Regions from separate parts of the Homo sapiens genome. Here region 2 is linked to region 1. A link is an interaction called in ENCODE POLR2A ChIA-PET data of the cell type or tissue named here. Cell type or tissue: PC-9. All regions are shown on one strand. Region 1 overlaps LENEP (lens epithelial protein). Region 2 holds the start of EFNA4-EFNA3 (EFNA4-EFNA3 readthrough).

Evidence for each region. ChIA-PET counts read pairs that join two places held together with the same protein. Peaks named below come from ENCODE experiments on the same cell type or tissue, not always from the same donor. Only the 100,000 strongest peaks of a DNase experiment are listed, where the experiment ranks them.
Region 2: POLR2A ChIA-PET joins it to region 1 with 6 read pairs; 19 of 35 experiments call an interaction of 5 or more read pairs at or near these places.

Annotation. Positions count from the first base shown.
Region 1 is chr1:154,994,168-154,998,167 of GRCh38, forward strand. It overlaps LENEP (lens epithelial protein), which reads left to right. Exons shown (of 1, transcript NM_001394530.1): 1 at 1-148. Among named protein-coding and RNA genes, the nearest start is that of LENEP, 2.6 kb to the left of the region's middle. In PC-9, CTCF peaks have their summits at 1,710 (motif pointing left) and 1,909; a DNase peak (open chromatin) is centred at 1,704; H3K27ac peaks cover 1,476 bases.
Region 2 is chr1:155,062,035-155,066,034 of GRCh38, forward strand. ADAM15 (ADAM metallopeptidase domain 15) reads left to right here. Exons shown (of 23, transcript NM_207197.3): 22 at 211-335; 23 at 426-741. The coding sequence ends at 468. EFNA4-EFNA3 (EFNA4-EFNA3 readthrough) reads left to right here and starts at 1,706. Exons shown (of 5, transcript NM_001407761.1): 1 at 1,706-1,902. The coding sequence starts at 1,790. It overlaps EFNA4 (ephrin A4), which reads left to right and starts at 1,706. Exons shown (of 4, transcript NM_005227.3): 1 at 1,706-1,902. The coding sequence starts at 1,790. It overlaps DCST1-AS1 (DCST1 antisense RNA 1), which reads right to left and starts at 1,957. Exons shown (of 4, transcript NR_040773.1): 1 at 1,723-1,957. It also overlaps ADAM15-EFNA4. RefSeq lists silencers at 1,107-1,196, 1,577-1,726, 2,017-2,166 and an enhancer at 2,657-3,158. In PC-9, no CTCF peak of the experiment used is centred here; a DNase peak (open chromatin) is centred at 1,677; H3K4me3 peaks cover 1,612 bases.

The DNA of each region.
Region 1 (4,000 bases):
CCTCCAAGCTTGGCACAGTGAGCCCACCAGCTCAGATGGTTGATCTTACCATACCCTCATAGTACCAAGAATGGACTGCCCCCTAAGAAACCTGTTTGAGAATCACTGAATTATAAATATAATCCATAGGCCTTGAGGCCCAAGATTATAAGTGTCTAAAGGGGAATCAGAAAAAGTCAGCACTAGAACGGTCTGGGAGCAAGGGTGCAGACCAGGGAGGGAAGGAGCTTGTCCTGAATAGAACCAAGATTGAAAGCCAGGTTTTCTGACTCACTGGTTCCTGAGTGGGGAGGGTGGAAGACAGTTCAGGTTCCTCTCAATCTGTGGGTAAGGAGGGGACCCAGCTTGAGTAGGGTCTTCATCTGTGAGGCCAAGGGTGTGTGGAAACCCAGAGGACCCAGCCCTTTCCCAAATAGAAGACCTGGTCCAGGCAGCTTCCTGCCTCTGAGGATCTTGGGGAAAGCACTGCGCTGAGGCTAGTCCCCAGCTCATCAAGGAAGTAGGACCCCATGAGCTACAAGAGCTCCCAGCTCACATACAAAGTTACCAGAGAAAGACACCTGTGTGGCCACACAGGTCCCTCAGGCTTATCATGACACAGCCCTATCAGGACATAAACAGCTAGATTGAGCAGAATTGGCTCTTTACTTCCTCTTGGTAGCCACAGCTGGTATTTTCCATGAGTTACTCCCGGTGGTAGATATACACCAGCCATGTGTATCGTCTTGCTCAGGGGGTGCTTATGCTTACTGATCTGCCCACCCACAGCCCCCCAAACCTCAGAGCCAGCCTGTTTGGGACTGTTCAGTATTTCCCTGGGATTCCCATCCAGCATTCTCTGGCCCCTCCTGGGGGGCCAGTTATCATCCCCCAGCCCTTTGTCACTTGGGGCACTGGCCTGGAGATTATAGATAGTGCCCTCTTCCTCCCTGCCTGGGACCAGCTCTTCCTCAGCCTTCTTCTTAGTTAACTCTTTTTTTTTTCTAGATTCTTTTTGTAAAGGTGATATATGCCCAGAGTAAAGAACTTTAGGCCAGGCCAGGTACAGTGGCTCACACCTGTAATCCCAGCACTTTGGGAGGCAGAGGCGGGCAGATCACCTGAGGTCAGGAGTTCTAGACCAGCCTGGCCAACATGGTGAAACTGCATCTCTACTAAAAATAATTAGCTGGGCGAGGTGGTGAGTGCCTGTAATCCCAGCTACTTGGGAGGCTGAGACAGGAGAATCACTTGAACCCGGGAGGCAGAGTTTGCGGTGAGCTGAGATCATGCCACTGCGCTCCAGCCTGGGGGACAAGAATGAAACTCTGTCTCAAAAAAAAAAAAAAAAAAAAAGGCCGGGCGCGGTGGCTCACATCTGTAATCCCAGCACTTTGGGACAAGGCCGAGGTGGGTGGATCACTTGAGGTCAGGAGTTCGAGACCAGCCTGGCCAGCATGGTGAAACCCCATCTCTACTAAAAATACAAAAAAATTAGCTGGACGTGGTGGCACATGCCTGTAGTCCCAGCTACCTGGGAGGCTGAGGCAGGAGAATGGCTTGAACCCAGGAGGTGGAGGTTGCAGTGAGCCAAGATTGCACCATTGCACTCCAGCCTGGGTGACACAGCAAGACTTCGTCTTATAAAAAAAAAAAAAAAAAAAAAAGAACTCTAATAGTTAAAAGTCTCCACGTCTATCCCCCAATCCTTTAGCGCTCCCCCTGGAGGCAACCATGGTTACCAGTTTCTTGGAGAACATTCCAGTCTGTGCATAGACTGCATCTTCATTCATTCAACAAATATTGAGTTATTGAGTGTATATTATATGTCACTGTGGGTCTTTGGATGCAGCAGTGAACAAAACAGATCCTTGTACTTGTGAAGCTTACATTTTAGGGGGTGGAGAGGACAAACTATAAACATTTTTTAAAGTATGTATATGTTATTAGATGATAGGCACTATAGAAAAAAGAAGTGGAAATCGAGCTGGAGGTGGGAATGGGGGCAGGTCATAGAGGGCCTAAGAATTTGAGCTTTTATGCTGAGTGAAATGAGGAACTATTGCCGAATATTGAGTGTGAAATGAGTTTTTTAATTTAAAAGGCTCAAGCTGGCTGCTGTGTTGAGAATAGATTTCAGGGGAGCAAAGGTAGAATACGAGTGACCTATTAGGAGGTAATGGCACAATATAGGCCAGACATGTTGGTGGTCTCGGACCAGGTTTATAGCAATAGCAGTAGTGAGGGGTGGCTGGATTCTGGATATATTACTCTTCCTAGTTAACATACTCTCCACGCTGTTCTGCACTTTGCTTCTTTTCCTTTGATAAACCTTGGACAGGATTCAGGATCCCACATCAGTACACGGAGAGCCTGTCCATTCTTTTTTACAGCAGCCTAGCCTCTACGGTACTCCAACTTGAGCTTATTTCTTATCCCTGGCAGGTCAATGTGTCTTTTTTTTTTTTTTTTTTTTTGAGACAGATTCTCACTCTGTCACCCAGGCTGGAGTGCGATGGTACAATCTCAGCTCACTGCAACCTCCGTCCCCCGGGTTGAAGCGATTTTCCTACCTCAGCCTCCTGAGTAGCTGGGATTACAGGAGCGTACCACCATGTCCTGCTAATTTCGATTTTTTTTTTTTGAGACAGAGTCTCGCTCTGTCACCCAGGGTGGAGTGCAGTGGCGCGATCTCAGCTCACTGCAAGCCCTGCCTCCCGGGTTCACACCATTCTCCTGCCTCAGCCTCCCGAGTAGCTAGGATACAGGTGCCCGCCCCCACTCCCGGCTAATTTTTTGTATTTTTAGTAGAGACGGGGTTTCACCATGTTAGCTAGGATGGTCTTGATCTCCTGACCTCGTGATCCGCCCACCGTGGCCTCCCAAAGTGCTAGGATTACAGGCGTGAGCCACCGCGCCCAGCCAATTTTGATATTTTTAGTAGAGACAGGGTTTCACCATGTTGGCCACACTGATCTCGAACTCCTGACTTCAAGTGATCCGCCCACCTCGGCCTCCCAAAGCGCTGGGATTACAAGCATAAGCCACCGTGCCCGGCCTCAGTGCATCTCTTTAGGCATCCACAAAATGCAGCTTAGTGCTCTTGGCTGGTCCGTTGAGAGGCTCTCACCTGGTCCCAGTGATGGGGGTAGTCAGAATTTACCTTCCCATGAATCTGGGGCTCCTTCTTCCCCCTCAGAGCCTGCACCCTACTTGGCCAGCTCCAGCCTTTCCTTCCCTGACTCAGGCCCTGGCCTACCGCCTTCTTTTCCTTTCTTAGGCCTCACTCCCACCAAGCGGGGCAGTGCCTAGAGGTGGATCCTGGAGTCTGAGGTCTGAGCCCAAGGGCCTTTGCCAGGGGAGGGGAAGTCTGGCAGAAACCACTGGGGAAGTGGTGGGTAGAGGAAGGCAGAATCCAGGGCTGTGGCCTGTGGTGAGAAGGGTAATAGAGAGCAGCAGGGGGAGTGACAGGTAGAGACTGCCAGTGGCCCAAGGAGAATGTCAGAGTGGGAAAGAGGGCTTTGGCAGTGTAAAGACTGAGGAGAGGGATGAGGAGAATAAAAGAAACCTCAGATACCATTCAGAGAGCCCTTTTCACAATACAGAGTGCTTTGAGCCTTACGAAAGTCCACTTCAGCAATTATCCCATGTTAACATGAAGGAAATAGGCCCAAAGAGGTGAAATGATTCGCCCAAGAACATACACAGCACACTGAGGTAAAGGAGTCATTTAGCGAACCCAGATTTTCAGATCCCCAACTCACGGCTTCTCCTAATGAGCCTGCCTTCCTCTTCTGAGCTGGTGTTTGCATGGAGATGGTGGCCAAAGTGGCCTGGAGGCAGGGCCATGCAAACAAAAGCATGGAGGGTACCACCTCCATGCACCCGCTCCATGCCACTTCCCACCTCAGCCCTAAGCTCCCTGTTCTCAGCCCATTTGGAGGTTTCAGGTGCAGCCCTTTCACCTAATCCACACAGCCAAGAGATCTTTCCTGGCCCATGGCTCCCCACTCTGTGGCTG
Region 2 (4,000 bases), 68 kb after region 1:
TAGCCATGACGGTGGTGGCCGTGGCGAGATGCCCCCTCAGTGCATGAGGGCACATATCCCGGTGGTGCCTTTAATGGTGACAGGTTTGTTTGCAGACAAGGGTGACCGCTGGTGCTGCCCCCAAGCTGGTGTTCCCCAGCACCAGTGCGTTGGGGGTGGGCAACATGACACCCCCCCACCTAAGCCGGCCTCCTGCCTTCTCTCCCTCAGTCTCAGGGGCCAGCCAAGCCCCCACCCCCAAGGAAGCCACTGCCTGCCGACCCCCAGGGCCGGTGCCCATCGGGTGACCTGCCCGGCCCAGGGGCTGGAATCCCGCCCCTAGTGGTACCCTCCAGGTAGGAGGAGCCCTGGGCATGGGTGGGCGGGGCGAGTGACCTGGGGGAAAGGGGCCTCTGACTCTTTTTTCTTGGCTTCCCGCAATCCAGACCAGCGCCACCGCCTCCGACAGTGTCCTCGCTCTACCTCTGACCTCTCCGGAGGTTCCGCTGCCTCCAAGCCGGACTTAGGGCTTCAAGAGGCGGGCGTGCCCTCTGGAGTCCCCTACCATGACTGAAGGCGCCAGAGACTGGCGGTGTCTTAAGACTCCGGGCACCGCCACGCGCTGTCAAGCAACACTCTGCGGACCTGCCGGCGTAGTTGCAGCGGGGGCTTGGGGAGGGGCTGGGGGTTGGACGGGATTGAGGAAGGTCCGCACAGCCTGTCTCTGCTCAGTTGCAATAAACGTGACATCTTGGGAGCGTTCCCCAGAGTTTGTCTGCTTCTAGAACCCGGGTCGCTCCTGCTGCGGTTCCAGGTTTGGCCGCCAGAAGACGCTGCCGCCTCAGACGAGGGCGGGCTGTGTGGGGCGGGAGTACCAGAAAGGGTCGGCGTGTGTCCCCGGGATGCTCGCAGCTTCCCTCTGCCCAGACTGGGGTGGCTTTCGGCGCAATCTGTCAAGCTGTTGGACCTGCCGTCCCCACTCTGACCATTGGCTGGGAAAAGTGGATCTGGCTGATGCTCCCAGAGCCCAGGAGCCAGGGCGGAGCGGGGCGGCGGCTGCTCCCACGATCCCAAGGCCGCGCACCTGCCTCCTCCCCCTCCGCCGCCGCCACCTGAGGGATCGGGAACAAAGGTGCTTTGTACAGGCCGCAACCACCTCATTACTTCGTCTTAGGGACTGGGGCCGCGTGGGCCCCCAGCCCGGAACGAAGGTGTGGAGCGGCAAGGGACAGACGCCAATCCTAAAGTGAGCATCTAGCGCGCCACCTAAGGCTCTTTAGGGAAGGTGGTCCCAGAGCTGTGTTGTCCCTTCCGCTTGCACTGTCCCTAGATGTGCAAAGAAAACGGGGCAGTGCATGAAGGTGGTTGGACAGGCTTCATGGATCCTCGCCCGCGCCTCACTTTCCCCTATCTGGGCAAAGGTTATGTACCCTTATTTAAAATCTTCCAAACTTCTAATAAGGCAGTCTACCCTGCACTAAAGCAGACACGAAAGAGATGACCTCCCTAAAAATACTGCTGTTGGAATACGTCCTTCCTTCCCGCCCCCTCGCAGTGCGGTGCAGCCTCAGTGGAAGCTTTGGCGAACCTGGCGCGCGCTGCGGTGCACAGAGGGTTAACTGGAGTTGGCGCTGGGTGGAGAGGAGGAGACGCGCTCCCATTGGCGGAAAGTTATTCAGGGGCGGGGTCAGTGAATCTCCGTACCCCACTCCCCTTTCCGCAACTTCCCTCTTCACTTTGTACCTTTCTCTCCTCGACTGTGAAGCGGGCCGGGACCTGCCAGGCCAGACCAAACCGGACCTCGGGGGCGATGCGGCTGCTGCCCCTGCTGCGGACTGTCCTCTGGGCCGCGTTCCTCGGCTCCCCTCTGCGCGGGGGCTCCAGCCTCCGCCACGTAGTCTACTGGAACTCCAGTAACCCCAGGTAGCCGGGCCGAACCGGGCGAGCGCACAGCCAAGTCTGCGCGCTCCCGGGCTTTGCGCGCGCCCGCCACCCGCTCTTTGCGCGGCGCCGCCTGAGCCTGGCCGCGCGCCGGGGCTCCTTTGTTTGAGCCGGCGGGGGAGGGGGGAGGGGCGAGGGGCGAGGCGCGCCCTGGGTCTCCCCACAGCCCGCATGTGTTGGGGGGCAGGCAGAAGACCCCAGCCCCAAGGGTTGTCTAGGGGGTCTTGGAGCATGGAGCTGGGGGGGCCTTTGCCCGCACTCCGGGCTCCGCCCCCCTCGCTGCTCTCCTGGCGATCCCCAGCCTCCCGCAGGCTGGAGCTGTGGCTGACGAACTTGAGAGCGAGGGAGGGGGCTTTACTCTTATGAAAGAGCGTGGGTTACTCTCCTGCCCGCTGGGTCTCACCTCTGGCTCTCACTCTGTCTCCTGATCTCATTTGCTATCTCTGCTTTCATCTCTGTCTTTATTGGTCCTTCTGTTTCTTTCCAGTGTCAGCCCTGCCCTTCTAGCCGAATCACCTCTGGGCAAGTCTCGTGACCTTCCTAACCTCATTTATCTCACCTGTATAATGGGCTAATAATACCTAGTACCCTGGGAAGTCTGGCAGGGTAAGTGAGGTCATGTATGTGAAAGAGGCTCAGGCTGTACAGATATAAACTATTATTTCTTTCTCTCTCCTGAGCTGCCTGCCTTTGAACCTTAGTATATTTTACTGTTTCCATCCCCCTCCCCAAGTCTCCCTGCCTCTCCTATTTCCTATCTGTTTTTCTTTCTGATTTTCTACTTGAGACAATCTGTGACTATTCATTTCTTCACTCACTAACATTTATTTATTAAACACATACTGTGTGTGCCCGGCCCTGTGCTAGGTTGCAGGGGATTAACTATATAGATGAGAAGATCAAGACCCTGCCCTCTGGGATTCCACAGACTCTCTGGAGAACAGGCGCAGGCAGGAGAGCCTGCATAAAGACAGGTCATTACAATACCAATAACAAGTGATAAGAGCTTTTGTTGTCCTTGGACTCTGAATTCTCTATCTCTGTCACAGACCAAAGCTTCTGAATCACTTGGAGGACCTGTTAAAAATTCAGGTTTCTCACCCCCCAATCTTAAGGTTTCTGGCTCATTCATTCAATCCACAAATATTTATTGAACACTGTCCTGTGCTGGGCACTTTTCCAGGCACGGGGGATGCAGTAGAACAAAACTTACCAAGGCCCTGTCCTTGCTCAGCTTGCGTTCTAGTAAGTCTGGGCTGGCTGAGCCCAGGAATCTTCATTTCTAATCAGAACTGATACAGGTCGTCCTTGGACCACCCACTGGAGGCTTTTCCTAAGTCATGCTTCGCTGTGTTTGTGGTATGGGGGGTGGTTCATGCAGCATTCAGTACTGTGGGGAGCAGCCCCTTCCAGCCCTTCCCACCTGTGCTGGCTTCCCCAGGCAGCTCCCAAGAGGTGGGGAAGGGAGTCCTGAGAAGACTGAAGACTGGGTAGTATGTGGACTCCCCCCATGCCTGGCACTTGCTCCTCCTGGCCAAAAAAGGGAGGCACCTAGCACCCACTCCCTCATTCTTTTTTTTTTTTTTTTTTTAATTTTTAGAATTTAGAGACAGGGTCTTGCTCTGTCACCCAGGCTGTAGTGCGGTGGCATAATAGCTCACTACAGGAACTTGCGGACTCTAAGGATCCTCCCGCCTCAGCCTCCCAAGTAGCTGGGACTACAGGAGTGCACCACCACTCATGGCCTTTATTTATTTATTTATTTATTTATTTATTTATTTATTTATTTATTTTTTGAGATGGAGTCTCGCTCTGTCTCCCAGGCTGGAGTGCAGTGGCGCAATCTCGGCTCACTGCAAGCTCCGCCTCCCGGGTTCACGCCATTCTCCTGCCTCAACCTCCCAAGTAGCTGGGACTACAGGTGCCCGCCACCACGCCCGGCTAGTTTTCTTTTTATATTCTTAGTAGAGACGGGGTTTCACCGTGTTAGCCAGGATGGTCTTGATCTCCTGACCTCATGATCCGCCCGCCTCAGCCTCCCAAAGTGCTGGGATTACAAGCGTGAGCCACCGCGCCCAGC